4 separate regions of the Homo sapiens genome follow, and regions 2, 3 and 4 are each linked to region 1. A link is an interaction called in ENCODE POLR2A ChIA-PET data of the cell type or tissue named here. Cell type or tissue: MCF 10A. All regions are shown on one strand.

Region 1 (5,000 bases):
CTTAAACCTGTTTCTTTTAAAGTTGAATTAAAGTCAAGATATGGTTTTAGGCTGGGTGCTGCAGCTCATGACTGTAATCCCAGCACTTTGGGAGGCCAAGGTGGGCGGATCACCAATTCGAGATCAGCCTGGCCGACATGGCGAAACTCCATCTCTACTAAAAAACAGAAAAGTTAGCTGGGCCTGGTGGCATGCACCTGTAGTCCCAGCTACTCAGGAGGTTGAGGCAGGAGAATCGCTTGAACCTGGGAGGCGGAGGTTGCAGTGAGCCAAGATCGAATTACTGCACTGCAGTCTGGGTGACAGACCAAGACTCTGTCTCAAAAAAAAAAAAAAAAAAAAAAAAAAGATAGGGTTTTAGGCAGTAGCATTTTCACGGCTATGTCACCTCATGCAAGCAACGTTGCTTTCTCTCTACTAAATTGCTGCCTATTTAATTTCTGCTGCTGCCTGAGCCAACTGTCTGTTACCATTCTGACTGACCACCATGATCTTCCTCCACTCTCTCTGCTACCCTCCCAGTATGACAGATCACACTGCTACTACCTTCACTGGGCTTTCATTACAATCTCCCCTCAGTCAGTTGGAAGCCACATCCTTTTCATTCCAACCCTTCTCTTGCATCTAGACTTCTCCAATTCCTCCAGGGACCATTCTTCTGATCTCATGATGGTTCTCTCAGATACCACCTCTGATCCTTTCTCTGACTGCAGCCCCTAGTCTTTCTTGTATGCAGATTCTCTATATTTTCCAGCTTTCAGGAATAACTACTTCAAAGCCACAGAACCTTTCCATTAGAATATAATTTACTCAGAAAGACAGTTTCAAGGGGAAAATATTCTGTGTACAGAGTACCTCACTAGCTGAAAAAAAAGTCATTTGTTGGAGATGATTTCAAGACTGCAAAACTCATGAAAAGTAATTCAAATAAATTACCTGCATCACTGACTCAACTGACATTCACTTTCCACAAAAGCTTTTATTTGCTTCTAAGCCTTGTCAGAAAAAAATTTTAAAAGATGTTAAGTGGGAGAAAGAAAAATTAATTGGAGCCCATGTAATGATAAATTTACCAGACTATGCGTGTTACAAAGATAACCAGTCTCAGCTGGGCACAGTGGCTCACACCTATAATCCCAACACTTTGGCAGGCCAAGGCAGGGGGGGTCTGAGACCAGCCTGGGCAAGAAAATGAGACCCTGTCTCTACAAAAAACATTTTAAAAAATTAGCTGGGTGTGGTGGTATATGCCTGTAGTCCCAGCTATTTGGGAGGCTGGGGTGGGAAGATCGCTTGAGCCCAGAAGTTAGAGGTTGCAGTGAACTGAGATCATAGCACTGCAGTCCAGCCTGGGTGACAGAGCAAGACCTTGTCTCTAAATAAATAAATAAATAACCAGTCTCTTATTAAAAATCAAATAAAATAAAATAAATGTTGGAACTATAACTCTCTGGTTTGTGTTAAAAACCTAGTTCTTAAGAAGCTTAATATTTCTAATATTGCAACATTTCTAAACAATACTGGTTGTGTCCATGTAAACTTATGCTTGAAGGTTAAAAAATAGTAATCTATATTTAAAAGGGAATAAGTTACTGAAGACATGTAAAAAAAATTAGTCTAGAAAATTTGATACTGGATCCATGGATTCAAAAATCAAAGCATAGCTGACGATGTTCTTTTGTTACCTGAGTGGTGGTTACAGGGATGTGTTCACTTTGTGAGAAATCAACAGTATAAACTTATGATTTGTGCTGTTTTCTTAAATGTAGGTTATGTTTCAATTAAAATTTTAGTAACAAAAAAGCAAAACACAAGAAGAAAATCAATTTTTCTAAAAATCCTCAACTAGACTTCTTAGTTCAAAAAACTAAATCACAAGTATTAAATCACACTGCATTAGTTTGCTGGGGCTGCCATAACAAATTTCCACAGACTGGGTGGCTTAAGCAACAGGAAGGTATTTTCTCATAGTACTGGGGGCTGAAGTCCAAGATCGAGGTGCCTACAACTTTGGCTTCTTCTAAGGCTCAGCTCCTGGGCTTGCAGATGGCCACTCAATTGTGGCCTCCTCACATGGTCATTCCTCTGTGCATGTGCAACCCCAGTCTCTCCTGAGTGTCCAAATTTCCTTTTCTTATAAGGACACCAGTCAATTGCCACTGCCTCTTTTTAAATTCATCGCCTCTTTACAGGTCTTATCTCCAAATACAGTCACATTCTGAGGTACCTGGGTTTAGGACTTCAACCTATGAATTTGGAGCAGGGGCGGGCACAGTGGCTCACGCCTGTAATCCCAGAACTTTGGGAGGCCGAGGCGATCGGATCACTTGAGGTCAGGAGTTCGAAACCAACCTGGCCAACATGGAGAAATCCCAGCCTGGGCAACGGGGTGAAACCAAGGAAGGAGGGAAGGAGGGAAAGAGGGAAGGAGGGAGGAAGGAGGGAAGGAGGTAAGGAGGGAAAGAGGGAAAGAAGGAAGGAGGGAAGGAGGGAGGGAGGGAAGGAAGGAGGAGGGAGGGAGGGAGGGAGGGAGGGAAGGAGGGAGAGAAGCAAGGAGGGAAGGAAAGAGGGAGGGAAGGAAAGAGGGAGGGAAGGAAGGAAGGAAGGAAGGAAGGAAGGAAGGAAGGAAGGAAGGAAGCCAGCCAGGTGTGGTGGCACACACTTGCAGCTCCAGCTACTCAGGAGGCTGAGGTGGGGAAATCACTAGAGCCCCAGAGGTAGGGGGTGCCATGAACCGAGATCGGGGCACTGCACTACAGCCTGGGTGACAGAGTGAAAACCTGTCTCAAAAAAATAAATAAATAAAGTTCAGGTAGTTTATTTGTCAGAAAACACTGAGGGTTGGAAAAATGAGGAAGAAGAAATGAGCCTATAAAATGATTAGTGTAGAAAACCAGTACCAGCTGGATACTACTAAGGACAACTGTTGCTTAATATGTGCCTTAGTCACCCTACCTGAGGATTAAAGGAGCTGGGTGTTTATCAACTAACAACTCCTGGCAGATATTGGCTGAACGCCACTCCCAAAGTGAGTGTTAAAATCCTGGCATTTCTGGCCTGCCCTCCAGGCAGGCAGAGTAGTTGGCAGCAAGAGAAGCTCTCAGGCAGACAAAGGTGCCGAGATGTAAAAGTTGGCTAGTGTGCACAGTAACGGCAAGGCCTTGAGAGGCTATGGGCGAACACTGACAGCACCTGGGGCATCTATGCCACAGCCCCTAATCTATAGGAGTCTGTCCCAAACTTGTGAATGTAAAGACACATCAGCCTTCACCTAGAAGCAGCAGAAAAGGGGTTGAGAAGTGCTCTAAACCAGACTTTTTTCTTTGCTAAACGGTACAGATCTTTCTCTCAAGAAAAGTCTGACACATAACACATTATACAGTAAGGAAAAAAATGTGTCAAATCATCATAGTCATTAAGTTCTGCATAGCTATATAAAAGAAACTGAAGCTGTAAACAACACTGGGTGGTGTACTTTTTTTTCCCTCTATCAACAGAAAATGCCACAACTTTCAACCATAAAATATTCTCAAGAAAGGTTCTTTTAGACTGGGGGGAAACAAGTGAGGCTGGGCGTGGTGGCTCATGCCTGTAATTCCAGCACTTGGGAGGTTTGGGAGGCCTGAGGTGGGAGGATCACTTGAGGTCAGGAGTTTGAAACCAGCCTGGCCAACATGGTGAAAGCCTATTGCTACTTAAAACACAAAAATCAGCTGGGGGGCCGGGCACGGTGGCTCACGCCTGTAATCCCAGCACTTTTGGGAGGCCCAGGCGGGCAGATCACGACGTCAAGAGATCAAGACCATCCTGGCCAACATGGTAGAACCCCATCTCTACTAAAAATACAAAAAAATTAGCTGGGTGTGGTGGTGCGCACCTGTAGTCCCAGCTACTTGGGAGGCTAAGGCAGGAGAATCACTTGAACCTGGGAGGCGGAGGTTGCAGTGAGCTGAGATAGCACCACTGCACTCCAGCCTGGTGACACAGCAAGGCTCTATCTCAAAAAAAAAAAAAAAAAAAATAGCTGGGTGAAATTAGCTGGGTGTGGTGGCAGGAGTCTGAAGTAACATTTATTTGGGAGGCTGAGGCAGGGAGGCGGGGGTTGCAGTGAGCCGAGACTGCAACACTGCACTCCAGCCTGGGCAACAGAGCGAGACTCCATCTTTAAAAAAAAAAAAAAAAAAATAGTAAAATAGTATGTATAGTATGTGTCTGTAGGGCTTTTTACCCTTTATTATTTTGAAATAGCTAATGATACAGTCTGTATAAGCAAGAATTTGTGGGCTGATACACATACACGAAGTTCTTTAAAAAAAAAAAAAAAAGACTTCAACTGCATTTCTTTTTAAACAGAGCAGTCTTTCAAAGTGTGCTGGCCACTACCAGAGTTTCGCTTCTGGGCAGGCCACAGCTGTCTAACGGCTGGTAGGAACATATAAGAATAAGGTTTTCTTTCAGAACTTAAACATGTTTAATTAGTCAGTTTTGTATTAAAGATATATAAATGGACCTAACTTTCAAGAGATTTTAAACTCAAGACAAAATTGGTTTCTCAATTATTTATCAATATTCCAGGGAAGAAATTCATACTCTAAATTGAGGCTTGTATACAAGTTGTATATAATGTCCCTACTGGGATATACCAATATAGTCCCTATTCATATTCACTCTATTACATTAAATAACATTTTTTATTCCATTCATCATACGAATTCTCATACCACCTACTTCTATTTTACTTTGACTTTTATTTTAAAGCCCCCTATTCCCTAAAGTCTGGTCATAGTGGATTGACAAGATTTTCTTTCTAAACTCATCTGCTTGTTAACTTTAACTTGATGCAATCTGAAAACAATCCATATGAAGCTCAGTGAACACAGCTTTCGTACTTTCCCTAACACTGGCTCCAGTTTGACATCAGTACCTCAGTACTATTCCAGAAATAATTTTCTATTCTGTCATTTCCTTATCAGCCAAATCCCTCAAACAGTTCTGCAGAA
Region 2 (5,000 bases), 90 kb before region 1:
GCTGGGACTACAGGCGCGTGCCACCACACCCAGCTAATTTTTTGTATTTTCAGTAAAGAAAGGGTTTCACCGTGTTAGCCAGGATGGTCTTGATCTCCTGATCTCATGATCCGCCCACTGCGGCTTCCCAAAGTGCTGGGATTACTGGCTTGAGCCACTGCACCCGGCCCCCAAACCTTTTCTTTTTTGAGATGGGGTCTCACTCTGTTGCTTAGGCTGGAGTGCAGTGGCGCAATCTCACCTCACTGCAGCCTCCGTCTCCCGTGTTCAAGTGATTCTCCTGCCTCAGCCTCTTGAATAGCTGAGATTACAGGCGTGTGCAACCATGCCTGGCTAATTTTTGTATTTTTATTAGAGACAGGGTTTCACCACGTTGGCCAGGCTGGTCTCGAACTCCAGGAACTACAGGGGCATGCCACCATACCCAGCCAATTTTTAAAATTTTTTTGAAGAGGTAGGTCTGGCTATACTGCCCAGGCTGGTCTCAAACTCAAGGCTGGTCTCAAACTCAAGTGATCCACCCGCCTCAGCCTCCGAAAGTGCTGGGATTACAGGTGTGAACCACCACGCCCAGCCTATTCTTGACTAAAATGCAACCAAATGTTGACAATCCTTTGTGGATTTGGTATATATATGTTCAACCATCATTACTGAAGCTGTAATCACTGACTAAAATTATAAATGCCACCCACTACCAATTAAAATTTATAATACAGACATCTATAAACTTCTAGATTATTGTTTGCAGAAATACTGTGTTTTGTCAAGGCAGTCTTTGTAAAGCCTTTTAACTTTTGAAGTGAGCATGACAGCTTTGAATATCATGGTTCTGCATGTTAAATCCTTATGAGATATTATTCCCCCTCCCCTCAACTAATGCTTCTATTTCTGCCTAGTGTGTCATTATCTCTTGGGAGGAAATTATTTCTTTAGAATTGGTCAGTCCTTTGTGTGCAAATTCAAATGGACAAAGCATGTAGTATACTTATACTATGTATTATAACAGGCAAATATTACTGAAAAGCCCTCATGATATAGTCCTACAAACATCCTTTTTATTTAGGAAAATTCAAATTTATGCATAGAACTTTAAAAGATCAACCACTCAAACCCCAAATCTTAGTTCTGCAGACTAACACAGTCGGCTGCCACACTGAAGGGAACAGAGCATATATGCATAAAAATGAATTTCCTTTCTAGTTCCTGGGGGTTTACCTCAACAACCAGTTTACTAAGTAAGCTTTTCTTTTTTTTCTCTTACCCATCTGAGCACAGTTAAGGTTTTCGAGTTCTTTCTGGCCAAGAGCTTTTACCAGAAATAAGAAAAAAAAAAATGAGAGAGAGAAAACTTATTTTTTCAAACTGTGGGGCAGAAATTCTAACAAAGAAAAGAAATATTAATTCTTTTTAAAAGTTCTAGGTTTGGCCAGGCGCAGTGGCTCACGCCTATAATCCCAACACTTTGGGAGGCCGAGATGGGTGGATCACATTGGCCAGGTGTGGTGGCGGGCGCCTGTAGTCCCAGCTACTTGGGAGGCTGAGGCAGGAGAATGGCATGAATCCGGGAGGCGGAGCTTGCAGTGAGCCGAGATTGTGCCACTGCACTCCAGCCTGGGCAACAGGGCGAGACTCTGTCTCACAAAAAAAAAAAAAAAAAAAAAAAAAAGTTCTAGGTTTGCGAGAAAGAGGTTTCCTTCTAAGTACCATTACTGAACACCCCACCCTCAACAGGAGATGGCAGAACTATAAAAAGTTCTCATCTCTTTGGTTCAGTGGCTGCATACTAGAATTACCCAAGAAGCTTAAAAACTTAAGATGGCTGGCCTCCCCATTAGATTAACCAAATCAGTTTCTGAGGGTATTTTTCTGTTTTGTTTTGTTTTTTTTGAGATGGAGTTTCGCTCTTGTTGCCCAGACTGGAGTGCAGTGGCATGACCTTGGCTCACTGCAACCTCCGCCTCCCGGGTTCAAGCAATTCTCCTGCCTCAGCCTCCCAAGTAGCTGGGATTACAGGCATGTGCCACAATACCCAGCTAATTTTGTACTTTTAGTAGAGACGGGGTTTTACCAGGTTGGTCAGGCTGGTCTCGAACTTCTGACCTCAGGTAATCCACCTGCCTTGGCCTCCCAAAGTGCTGGGATTACAGGTGTGAGCCACCGCACCCGGCCTATTTTTCTTCTTTAAAAGCTTCCCAGGTGATTCTAGTATACAGCAACACCGAAAACAAATGTCTAGACAACAGAGGACATGATTCCTTATGAGAAGAAAAGGAATTCCTTATGAGAAAGTTTATAAGAGGCCATGAAATACATAAAAGAATGCTATGAAATTTACATAGGCTAGATACGATGTTCACAAAGTCAACCAGAACACACAGAGTCGCCCTTACTTGGATTCAAAGTTGGAGGGAGTTGCAAAGAACCTTACGCATCAGCTGACTCTATAACTTTGATTATACACCTTTGTGAGCAAAAAATTAAAAGCATGAGCTATGCATATATCTTTATAAACTGGACAAACGTACTACTGTATTTATAAATAGATATAAGCATACACAAGATAAAAAATTTTAAAGGGATGAAAGAGTATAATTTTAAGAGTAAGTTTTGTCAAAACTACAAAATACGTTTTCGTTTTGCTCTCAAAATACAGTGATTTGCATTCATGTTCTGTATGCTTAGTTTTTAAATACATTGAACACCGTGATAGCTTTGTATCAGCAATAGCTAAGCTAATATAACAAGGTACAACACTCACAAAGGTCAAGGGCCACTTTGCCAGTTATTTTGCAACAAGTCTTCAACTCTAGCCTTGGTGGTAAGGGTGGGGTGGCAAGAGGTCTGCAGGCTACATTTCCAAGATTCCCTTGCTAGCGGGTTTCCAGCTGGGGTTCTGCCAATAGGAGAATGAAAGTGGGAGGGAGGGAGATTTTTCTTCTTTTTTTTTTTTTGTATTGCAGGAGCACCTCTGCAGCAGCTTCCTGATCTCTTCTTCCTTTTGCAACTCCAGCCCATCCATTTGGTATTCCTAAATCATTTGTAACTAACTCCCTACATTACATTCTTTTCTGCTTGGAATATCTAGAGTTGTTTTTGATTCCACCATAGACACTAACTGAGTCATCATTAAAGACAGGGCATGACAAGCCATATTTAAAATGATACTGATAATTTCCTTTTTGGAAGGGCCAAGTTCTTTTCAGATCTGATTACATCATCACTGTTTGTCACCTCAAAGATTGACTGATAAACCATTTTTAGAAGCAAGAGAAGTTCAGTTTTTCACTTTCTTGTTCACATATGCTTGGTTTATTAGTATTATCTCTAATTGACAGTTTCTCTGCAGAAATCATTTGTTGAGACTGAGTTTAGTTAAAAATAGATACTATAATCTGTAAATCTCTGAATTGAGCACCAATGCTAAAAAGCTGAAAGCAAATGAAAACATGAAGGCACAACGCTCAACCCCTCTGTCCTGTCCCATTTCCGCTCTTCTGCTGAAAAACGACCGACTAGCACAGGAGCTGCAAAAAGATGCCAGGGTCAATCTACATAGTATTTCTAAAGCTCAGTTTCTTTCCTTTACTAGGTGCCAAACAAGATACATGTAAGTTTTATAATAATATAAATATAATAATTTTCCCCCTCACCCAGTGGGCCCTCTTGTAAACCATACTTTGACATCTCCATTATTTCCCAATGTCTGTTTTCACTACTTCAAACAATGGGGGGAAATTTGATGTTCAAATGTTTGTAAGTGCAGGATTAAACAAATTCCTAAAGCTTACTAATCTTGAGTATATTAAAGTGAAGTGTCAATTTAAGAGGAGGATATAATCAGAAACTACAAGTTTTTTAAACACAGAATCCTTTTTATGTGACCATCTCACCTAGTTAATGTTACAAAAAATTTACTGTGGAAAATGCTGACCTACATGAACTGATTCAAGTTTCAGACACTCAATGAAGATTTAAGGTACAGGAAATGCCACTTAGGGAAAAAAAACCTGACATGTCATATCCTAGTAAGAAGATGGTTTTCAGGGGTGCGATTTCAATGGAGTATTCTAAGAGATAAAAATAATCATATAATTCTTTTTGGCCCAGTAGATGGTTTCTGAATGGCAAGTATGACAGACATTATACCCAGATAGTTTGTGAACTAAAAAGATAAATCTGAATTTAATTCTTAGAATAGCTCCAAGAACAAAATTGGATATTTTCTTTACATATATACAGGTAAATTCATCTATTTGCCATAGGTGGGTGAAAAAACTGTGGGTAAATGCAAGGTAGTTTCTTTCTGACCAAATGTAGGAACATTGTTTTTCAAATACATATGCAATTTCCCAGTCCCTCTTTCACTTTTTTGTACAAATTTTTTTTGAATTTTTATTCTGAAAATTGCATTCAAAGAAGCTCAACTGTTAGAATGAAACACTGAGCTTCATGTTTATATAACTTTATCTGGCAAGACTTTCAAAACATTTCAACATTATATCGAGTTAAAATTTTTTATTAAAAGTCTTTATTATGCTTCCTCTAAATCATTCTTGCTGACCTGTGTTCGTTTATGTTTCTCAGTCTTTTAAAAGTCAATGTCCTCTTCTAATAAATAACAAAAATGTTATACTCTTTCTATAGTTGGTATTACACTACAATACTGAATATGTTTTTTAAAGCTATGCAGGTGCCTATCCTGGTTTACTCCCAAAAGAAATAATGATTAAACATTCAAATGCAATGTGGTAGATTATAGTCAATCTTTGTTTGGATGTAAAAATCTTAATCAAAGATTCATTACTATAATGACTCATTTTCACTATGACAACCTTAACAAAGGTTGATATCTTGAACTAAAATGTCACTTAATGTTAATTATCTTTATAGAGGGTGCTATAGCTTTATATACTAAGGAGTTCAGAATATAACATGTTTGTACTTACTTTATTCACCAGGGGTATGTATCTCAGACACGAAGCAGATATTTAAAAAGTACT
Region 3 (5,000 bases), 62 kb after region 1:
GACTTTTTTTTTTCCGGTCGGGAAACAAGTTACAGATGGGGTGACTTTTATGGTTTGGGTTCTTTTGCAAGCAGGGAAAGTCTCAGTAATCTGAAGAGGAGAGGGTATTCTCTGTGGTTAGCTGGTTTCAGGGGGACAAACTGTTCTAAGCTTAACTAATCAACTGTAAACCAAAAAGTATCTGAGGTGAGTTTCAATCAATTTAGAAGTTTATTTTGCCAAGGTTAAGGACATGCCTGTTGCACAGCCTCAGGAGGTCCTAACAACATGTGCCCAAAGTGATCGGGCTACAGCTTGGTTTTATACATTTTAGAGAGACATAGACATCAATCAATATGAGACAGCCGGGTGGGAGGGGTCCGGGAGGGGTCCCTGGCAAAACTTCAACCGGCCTGCGCACTGGGGTGGAGCTACAGAGGTTCACCCCGTTGGTAGCGGGGAGGAGCCTGGCCCCTCCTCTTCCTGTGTGGAACCTAGGATTCAAACTGCAAGGCGGGAAGCACACTAGAGTAACTCCGACCTTGCGGAGAGTCCCTGTTCCCCCTTTTATTCCTTTTCACCCAATAATACCCTGTTTTACTCATCCTTCAAACCATCTGCAAGCCTAAACTTTGGCGGCTGTGGGACAAGGAACCCCGTCTTTAGCTGAACTAAGGAAAGGTCCCGCAACAAATCCATGTAAGATGTACATTGGTTTGGTCTAGAAAGGTGGAATAACAAGAAGTGGGGGCTTCTGGGTCATAGGCGGACTCAAAGATTTTCTGATTGGCAATTGGTTGAAAGAGTTATTATCTAAAGACCTGGAATCAGTAGAAAGAACTATCTGGGGCCAAGTGTGGTGGCTCATGCCTGTAATCCCAGCATTTTGGGAGGTCGAGGCAAGAGGATTGCTTCAGCCAAAAGTTCTAGGCCAGCCTGGGCAACATAAGCAAGACCCTGTCTCTACAAATAAAAAAATTATTAGTTACTTGGGAAGCTGAAGTGAGAGGATCACTTGAGCCCAGGAAGTTGAAGGTGCCATGAGCCATGATCTTGCTGCTACCCTCTCAAAAAAAAAAAAAAAAGAAAGAAAGAAAAGAAAAATTAAAAAAAGATAAGAGGTTATGAAGACCAAGGTTTTCTCTTTTTTTGAGATGGAGTCTTGCTTTGTCACCCTGGCTGGAATATAGTGGCCCAATCTCAGTCCACTGCAACCTCCGCCTCCCAGGTTCAAGAAATTCTCTTGCCTCAGTCTCCCGAGTAGCTGGGCTGCTTGAGTGTCAGTATGGTGGTCAGAAGAAGCACTCCTCCAGAATGAGTGAGGAGACATGGACAAACACATCGACAAACCTTTCCCCTTTGCTTGAACCCACTGAACACATGCTCCAACATGGCCCTCCAACTTCCAGTTTTTTTGTCTCATGATAATGTAAACCAAAAATAAAATTCTATGCACCTCAACTTACTGATGCCTGCCCCCTGCCTCAGCCAAAGGCATTCCAAAGTAAACCTGAAAATCTAGTTCAGGTCGTGATTGGAAGGGGGTTGTCTGAGATCCCTCATTTTACTTTCCTCCCTTTGAAATTCAGGCACAGCTAGGCAGTTTTAACATTACAGCAGAAATCTTAAGACTGAAGAAACAGACTTTTTGTAGCAATAAGACACCAAATTCCAGCCTGACTTTGGTATAACATCACATGACAGAGAGCAGGCCCTGAAAGAAATAAAAATATTTTACTCCAAAATGTATTTCTTTGACATATTTTGAAATGACCCTGCAAAGCTGCCTCTTGTGGGGAAAATCTACATTTTGTAAAAAAAAAAAAAAAAAAAAAAAAAAGTCCCTTTAGCTTTCCAAGTCTTTTTCCTGATCTAGGAGAGAATTCACTTAAGAGTCGGGCACCTTTTCAGGTCTGATAAGAACTCTGAAACTTGCTACAGGGAGGCTTAATCTGCACCATAAAACCTTGGTCCTTGGTCTAGGACTGGATGGGGTGGCTCATGCCTGTAATCCCAGCACTTTGGGAGGCTGAGGTGGGATCATTTGAGGTCAGGAGTTCAAGACCAGCCTAGCCAAAATGGTGAAACCCCATCTCTAATAAAAATACAAAACTTAGCTGGGTGTGTTGGTGCGTGCCTGTAATCCCATGTACTTAGGTGGCTGAGACGTGAGAATCTCTTGAACCCAGGAGGCAGAGGTTGTAGTGAGCTAAGATCATGCCACTGCATTTCAGCCTAGGCAACCAAAGCAAGATTCTGTTTCAAAAAAAAATTCTCATTTTAACCATACCCTTTGATAGAGGCAGGAAGCAGAGAAATTCTAGGCGGACAGGTGGGTCCCTGGCAAAACCCTACCTTTGAGCCCAAAAGCCTGAAACCTGCATCCAAAGTGAGAACGTCTATCCCCGTTTGCTGGCTCTCTTCCGATCGGTTCTTTCTGAATAATGTCTTTTTACTGATTGAATGTTGCCTTTTCTGAAACTACCTATGGCCCACCCCATGCCCCTATCCTGTGCCTATAAAGACCCCAGACTCAGTCAGTAGAGGGAGAGAAGTGGCTTGACTGGAGGGAGGTGACTTGCCTTCAGAGAGACAGATGGGCTTCAGAGGAGAGATGGCTTAATTTCAGAGAGAAGGCTTGACTACAAGGAAGAGCCGGCTGGAGACAGCCGGATTTCATGGGAAGATTACTTGCCTGTCCTGTCCCCTCTCCGGCTCCCCTCTTTGCTGAGAGGCATTTCCCATTGCCTAACACAATTCTCCACCTTCACCATCCTTCAAGTGTCTGGGCTATCTCATTCATCTTAGATGCCACACAAGAGCTTGGGATCCACTGAATGTGGGTACCCAAAAAAGGCTGTCACAGTGGCCCTTTGCGCTCACTGGCAGAGGGCAGCCACCCCACACGATGAGGCAAGGGGCTCACTGAGCTGATAACACACCACTGTCCACAGACGGCAGAGCTAAAAGAACACTGTAACATGCCCTCTGGAGCTTCAGGGGTTGCAGGCACCCCAACCTGGGCACTGCTGCCAGGCCTGCACGCAGCCTGCTCCTGGAAGCACCCAAAGCAGCCATCCAGATCCCGCACTTGCTCACTCATGTGCTCCCTGCTGCAAGGGGTTGAGCGTGGCAGGCTGAGTAAATGGGGTACCCCCGTCACAAGTCTGACAAAGGGGTTGAGAAAAATCCTGCATCACCTTGGCAACTGGATAAGTCAGTTCACTTAGTTTACAATCTCCACATACTCATTTGTGATGCAATAAGGGCTGATTGTAACATAACCCAGTTTTAAAATCTCAAGTTTAATGAGTAAAACAAAATGCACAACTGGTAAAGCCAGTTGTATATTTTTTTTAAACATAGGAATACTTATGAGAAGTTTGAGCTAGGGGTGGTGGCTCATGCCTGTAATTCCAGCGCTTTGGGAGGCCGAGGTAGGTGGATCATTTGAGGTCAGGAGTTCAAGACTAGCATGGCCAGTGTGGTGAAACTCCATCTCTATATTTTTATATTTCATAAAATATAAAAGTTAGCTGGGCATGGTGGCACATGTCTGTAGTCCCAGCTGCTTGGGAGGCTGAGGCAGAAGAATCACTTGAACCTGGGAGATGGAGGTTGCAGTGAGCTGAGATAGCGCCACTGCACTCCAGCCTGAGCGACAAAGTGAGACTCCATCTCAAAAAAATAATAATAATAATAAGAAGAAGAAGTTTGAAATGTGTGATTAGAACCTTGCTATTCAAAGTGTGGTGCCTGTGGCCGAGCATGGTGGCTCACATCTGTAATCTGAGAACTTTGGGAGGCTGATGTGGGAGGATCACTTGAGGCCAGGGGTTCAACACTAGCCTTGGCAACATGGCTAGAGCCTGTCTCTACAAAAAAATAAAAAATTAGCCGGGCATAGTAGCACATGCCTGTGGTCCCAGCTTCTTGAGCAGCTGAGGTGGGAGGATCCTTGAGCCCAGGAAGTCAAGGCTGTAGTGAGCCATGAAGGCACCACTGCACCCCAGCCTGGACAATAGAGCAAGACCCTGTCTCAAAACAAAAAAAAACCAAAAAGTGTAGTCCCAGGACTAACAATATTAAGTTATCTCAGCGCTTTATTAGAAATGTAGAATTTAGAGGCCCATCTCTGACCTACTGAAGCAGAAGCTGCATTTTTTTTTTTTTTTTTTGAGATGGAGTCTCGATCTGTAGCCCAGGCTGGAGTGCGGTGGCACAATCTCGGCTCACCGCAAGCTCCGCCTCCCAGGTTCACGCCATTCTCCTGGCTCAGCCTCCCGAGTAGCTGGGACTACAGGTGCCCGCCACCACACCTGGCTAATTTTTTGTATTTTTAGTAGAGACGGGGTTTCACTGTGTTAGCCAGGATGGTTTTGATCTCCTGACCTCGTGATCCACCCGCCGTGGCCTCCCAAAGTGCTGGGATTACAGGCGTGAGCCGCTGCGCCCGGCCAGAATCTGCATTTTAAAAATATCCCCAGGTGATTGCTGTGCATGTGAAAGTCTGAGAAGCCTAGTTTAGAATTCTGGCTCCCCCAATTTCCTGTGAAACTATAGGTGCATCATTCATCGTTGTGACTGCAGATTTCCCATCTGTAAAATGGGAAAGAGTGATGCTTCACTCATGTACACATTCGATAATTACTGATTGAATATTCATTGCTCTGGGGATAGAACAGCGAACAAGACAAATAGTTTTTCAGTCCTCTTCTAGCTCTAAAGTTTCACAGCTCTTTAATCTGATTCCTTGATATAATTATTTTTCCCTAGGCTTTCACTCCCTGCCCCACCTCCCGATCTCATGAGAGTACTTACAGCATCACGCAATTTTGCATAAGAAGACAGGTGCCAGAGAAAATGGGAGAAAACAACTCCCTCAAGATGGGAAACCCACTTAAAATTGGAGTAAGAGAATGAACACATACATTAAACGCCCACTGCTGCTGCCAGCTTGCTACAAATTCCCTCCATAAGGAGTCTAAGATTCCCTGACTTGACTTTCAAAATTGCTCCAC
Region 4 (5,000 bases), 70 kb before region 1:
AGATTCAGCATTTAAGAGAATAGATATAAAATGCATTAAGGCTTGCTTTTCACTCTGTAGGAAATAGCCAATAAAGGAAAATACTCCATTATTGACTTGAACTGTCCAATATGGTAGCCACTAGCCGTGTCTATTTAAATTAATTAAAAATAAATAAAATTAAGAATTCGCCTCCTCAAGGACACTAGCCACATTTCAAGTGCTTAATTGCCACATGTAGCTAGTGGCTATCATACTGGACAACAAAGATATAACACACTTCTACCATTGCAGAAAATCTATTGGATGGTGGAAGAGAATCACAAACTCAAATGTCTACAGGGGCCTGTCCAGTGCAGTAGAACATAAGAGAGAGAAGCTGGGGCTAGAGTGAACCAGAAAATAGAGAATATGCTCCACCCCAGGTGGGTAGCAAGTACTCAGCTCTAGCTGTTTATCACCCTGTAGGAATGTAGGCACAGTGTTTATTATCAGATCTTCTAACTATTTAAGAATGCAGATATATATATATATATATATATTTTATATTTATTTACTTTTTTTTAAGGCAAGGTCTCATTCTGTTGCCCAGGTTGGAGAGTGCAGTGGTCTGTGGTATGATCACGACACACTGCAGCCTCAACCTCCTGGGCTCATTTGATCCTCCTGCCTCAGCTGCCCTTGTGGCTGGGATAAAAGATGCATGCCACCACACCCGACTAATTTTTTCTAATTTTTTTTTTTTTTTTTTGTAATAACAGGGTTTTGCCATGTTGCCCAGCTGGTCTCAAACCCCTGAGCTCAAGTGATCCGCCCACCTGGGCCTCCCAAAGTGCTGGGATTACAGGCATGAGCCACCATGCTCAGACAAGAATTTATAATTTTCTTTCCTTTTTTTGAGAGGTAGTTTTCCTCTTGTCACCCAGGCTGGAGTACAACGGTGCGATCTCAGCTCACTGCAACCTCCGCATCCCAGGTTCAAGCGATTCTCCTGCTTCAGCCTCCTGAGTAGCTGGGATTACAGGCGCCCACCACCATGCCTGACTAATTTTTGTATTTTTGGTAGAGACAGGGTTTCACCATGTTGGCCAGGCTGGTCTCAAACTCCTGACCTCAGGTGATCCAACCACCTTGGCCTCCCAAAGTGCTGGGATTACAGGTGTGAGCCACTCTGCCCGGCCAGTAATTATAATTTTCTGTGAAATCACTTAACAAATATTGCTAACTAATTCAATTTTTAAAATGAGCAATTCTCCCATACCAAACCAAACCAACAGAAAACCCTTTCAAAACCAAAAAAACATACACTAGCTACACCAGGCCACTAGTTGGCTGTCCTGATCTATATATATCTATATTCCAGGGGTTTTTTGTTTTAAACAAAGCAGCAACAAAGAGTTATTACTAGAAGCAGCAAAGTCATGACACAAGTGGGAAATAACCACTGGCATCAAGACTACAGTCTTATGAAAGGAAAAGCAATTCCCTTCCCTTCCATCCCCATGCTCCCATCCTAAGGTGAATCCATGAGTTGGCTGATGGGCTCTCCTAGATTGTTCTTAGGAGAGTGCATGGCAGTTGGTGTTCAGGCTAAGAACTAAAAAAAAAAAAAAAAAAAAAAAAAATCCCTCTACATAATACAGAAATTGGAACATTTTTGGTATATAAAACTAGCATCTTCATAAGATTCAACCTAATAGCTCCCTCTTAGTGAAAGACTTAATACTGAGTTGAATTCTTCTATATTCTCATATAATTCAAATCCCTAATTAAGTCCTGGCAGAATTGTGACATGCCCATGACCATAAAGCTTGTAAGGGGCAGAGTGGGGGAAAAAATTCAAGATTCCTTGTTTTGTGTTCATCACCTGTATCATAATTGCATCTTAGATATAATGAAGCAATGCAGGCATATTTTAAAGCTTATTAAATATATACTATCCCAATTTAAAATATTTATAGCTATTTAAGAAAATATATAATGTCCACACTATGTCCATTATATGCCATAAAAATACGGCAGCTTACAGTTTTGGGTAATTTCTTATACATCTGATTCAAATGTGTTCCGAAAGGGCCTATGCCCAGTGAGGGAATGATGATTCACACTGGACTTGGTTTTCTCCAAGATTTCTGTTAGAAACAACAAGCACCCACAAGTTTTTGGTATGTGTTGAGTAAGGTCAAATAGATGACAGACTAATGGAGTCTTTTTGTGCCTGTCTTGTTTTATTTTTTTAAATTACTGCCCAACTTCTGTTTTTCAAAGAAACACTGTAAGACTGTCAATCCACTGCCTAACTATCACTTCTTTAGGAAGAGTATATCACCAGCATTCCAGAGAGTCACTATATTACCTCTGTTAGCTAGACAACACAAGATTTCCACTAAACAGTCCAAAATATAAATATCTTAACTTATGATCAGAACATTTCTACTATCTTACGTAGTTTCCTTATCTCTTAGATTCTTTCCTTTTGAAATCTCTTTATCTGGAACTTGAAGGTATGTTCAGGGGATACTTTTACCTTAAGCAGTGGCGTTACTTCTAAGTCACCAGCACTCTGGTTGCAAGCAAGCACACAGATGCCCAAACTGGGGAGGGGCCAGGGAGGCAGGCAGCTCACCTAACAACTGCTTCTCATGAATCTGTGAGCAACAAGATACCTAAGACTGTACTGCCTGGAGATTTTGTCCAAATAATTATACATTTTGATTACTTTCAATTTATTCACTGCAATATATATTTTTCTTTTCCTTTTTTTCCTTTTTTTTTTTTTTTCGAGATGGAATTTCGCTCTTATTGCCCAGACTGGAGTGCAATGGCGCCATCTCGGCTCACCGCAACCTTTGCCTCCCAGGTTCAAGAGATTCTCCTGCCTCAGCCTCCCAAATAGCTGAGATTACAGGCATGCGCCACCACACCCGGCTAATTTTGTATTTTTAGTAGAGACGAGGTTTCTCCATGTTGGTCAGGCTGGTCTCGAACTCCCAACCTCAGGTGATCCGCCTGCCTCGGCCTCCCAAAGTGCTGGGATTACAGGCGTGAGCCACTGCACCCGACTATTTTTTTTTTTTCTTTACTTCAAGTCAGGCATGATGTGTCATGCTACTTTATGAAAGTAAACTGCTTTTCATCTCGAAAGTTCGGATTCCAAAATAAATGTGTGTGTGACAGGGAAGAGGAACAAGGGAGTGGGAAGAGGGAGGGGAGGCATAAGGGACAGCATGTGATAGAAGAAACTTACTGCTAATGCTTTTCCTGTTAATCACGCACTCTAGACACTATTTTAGTACAGGCATAAAGCAGAAATATATGAGGGGAAAAAACGTTGAGCTGATCAGGGACCATTTATTACTCCTCAATACATGACCAAGTGGCTATTCTTTCCATGATAGAAATAAAATCACCTTAAACTCCAATGGATGATGAATGAGAAAATACTTGAGTTTCATTCTTTAAAAACTTTTCAGGCCGGGCGTGGTGGCTCATGCCTGTAATCCTAGCAGTTTGGGAGGCTGAAGTGAGTGGGTTACCTGAGGTTGGGAGTTTAAGACCAGCCTGGCCAACATGGTGAAACCTCTTCTCTATTAAATATGCAAAAAATCAGCCGAGTGCAGCGGTGTGCACCTGTAATCCCAGCTACTCTGGAGGCTGAGGCAGGCGAATGGCTTGTACCTGGGAAGCAGAGGTTGCGGTGAGCTGAGATGACGCCACTGCACTCCAGCCTGGGCTACAGAGTGAGACTTCATCTCAAAAACAAACAAACAAACAAACAGAAACCTTTTCAAACTCTAACTCCAAATAAAGTGCCTAAATAATTTGATATGGTTCCCAGGAGTGGGGATGAAAGCTTTTCTATCAGAAGAACCAGTAATGTTTATAACTCAATATTAAAGAGAGCAAAAATGAAGTATCTTTTGTTTTTGATCCATGCCAGTAACTTTGCATTAAAAATCAGAGACTAAAGCAAATTCATGGCATACAGAATAGCCTTAAATAATACTTAGAGTAAAAGAATGTACCATGGTATGGCAGGTCTGAAACCAAGCTCTGATTTTAAGTTACAGGTCCATCCCTAGGTGTGACCTTGGTCAAGTTATTCAACTTCTTTAGTCCTTTGGTGCTCTCATGGAAAACAATGAGAATTATAACAGAAATAAGTGAGATAACCTTTATAAAACACTTAGTAAATGGCCTGTCCCATAGTATGTATTCAGTATATTTTAGCTATTATTGTACATCTTATTATCACTCCAGTACCCATATTGAACAGAAATGTATGGGAGTTATTTGAATAAGCACAACTTTTAATATTTATTTAGTTTACATATTGGATTTTAGAATCAAGACTTGTAAAATCTGTGTTCATCCTTTATGTATTCTGATAGGGGATATTTAGCTATATTAGATCAGAAAGCACTATCTCTTCTGATGTTTTCAAAGATTAAAAAAATTTCTTCCTAAATGTCATTCAGCTGCAGGTAAAACATGCAATGTTCATGGAAGTGCTAATTATAATCAATTATAATTTAACCACAGCACCGAAAAACATAAAAATATGGCAGTTTACAGCTTTGGGTAATTTCTTATATATCTGATTCAAAGAATTCACTGATCTTTAGGTATAATATTTTTTAGATTTAATCTTTTAGGGTACTCAAATCAATTCGTCATATGACTTTCAACCAGTAGTGAATAGAATGTCTGAGTTTAACAAAAGTAGAAAAAAATCATTTCATTGGAACATCTCCTGAAATTATACAGATTACTCATGATAACCATTTTTTTAACTAGTCTCAAAAATTATTTTTCTCAATATTCCTCGTCATATTAAAATATGACTCAAGAAGGTTATATAATTTTCTTCACAGGAGACAGGGTCACTTTCAGACAAACTGCATAGTTGGTGCAAATGAATAAAAAGTAACTGTTTTATTCCTCTTCTGCTCTTTATCATATCACAATTATCTATTTTACTTAGACTAGTATCCCCATTTTTCACTTCCTCGACCCTTTTG

What was found. ChIA-PET counts read pairs that join two places held together with the same protein. Peaks named below come from ENCODE experiments on the same cell type or tissue, not always from the same donor. Only the 100,000 strongest peaks of a DNase experiment are listed, where the experiment ranks them.
Region 2: POLR2A ChIA-PET joins it to region 1 with 6 read pairs; 5 of 35 experiments call an interaction of 5 or more read pairs at or near these places.
Region 3: POLR2A ChIA-PET joins it to region 1 with 7 read pairs; 10 of 35 experiments call an interaction of 5 or more read pairs at or near these places.
Region 4: POLR2A ChIA-PET joins it to region 1 with 7 read pairs; 10 of 35 experiments call an interaction of 5 or more read pairs at or near these places.

What each region holds. Positions count from the first base shown.
Region 1 is chr13:45,166,418-45,171,417 of GRCh38, reverse strand. All of the region lies in intron 4 of GTF2F2 (general transcription factor IIF subunit 2), which reads right to left. Among named protein-coding and RNA genes, the nearest start is that of KCTD4, 32 kb to the left of the region's middle. In MCF 10A, no CTCF peak of the experiment used is centred here; a DNase peak (open chromatin) is centred at 3,017.
Region 2 is chr13:45,256,314-45,261,313 of GRCh38, reverse strand. The region is part of intron 6 of GTF2F2 (general transcription factor IIF subunit 2); the gene reads right to left. Among named protein-coding and RNA genes, the nearest start is that of KCTD4, 58 kb to the right of the region's middle. In MCF 10A, no CTCF peak of the experiment used is centred here; a DNase peak (open chromatin) is centred at 2,853.
Region 3 is chr13:45,104,351-45,109,350 of GRCh38, reverse strand. LOC101929259 (a long non-coding RNA gene) reads right to left here and starts at 3,072. Exons shown (of 3, transcript NR_120424.1): 1 at 2,922-3,072; 2 at 2,117-2,214. RefSeq lists a silencer at 242-301. In MCF 10A, no CTCF peak of the experiment used is centred here; no DNase peak of the experiment used is centred here.
Region 4 is chr13:45,236,706-45,241,705 of GRCh38, reverse strand. All of the region lies in intron 5 of GTF2F2 (general transcription factor IIF subunit 2), which reads right to left. All of the region lies in intron 1 of LOC105370190 (a long non-coding RNA gene), which reads left to right. Among named protein-coding and RNA genes, the nearest start is that of KCTD4, 38 kb to the right of the region's middle. In MCF 10A, a CTCF peak has its summit at 1,334; a DNase peak (open chromatin) is centred at 2,115.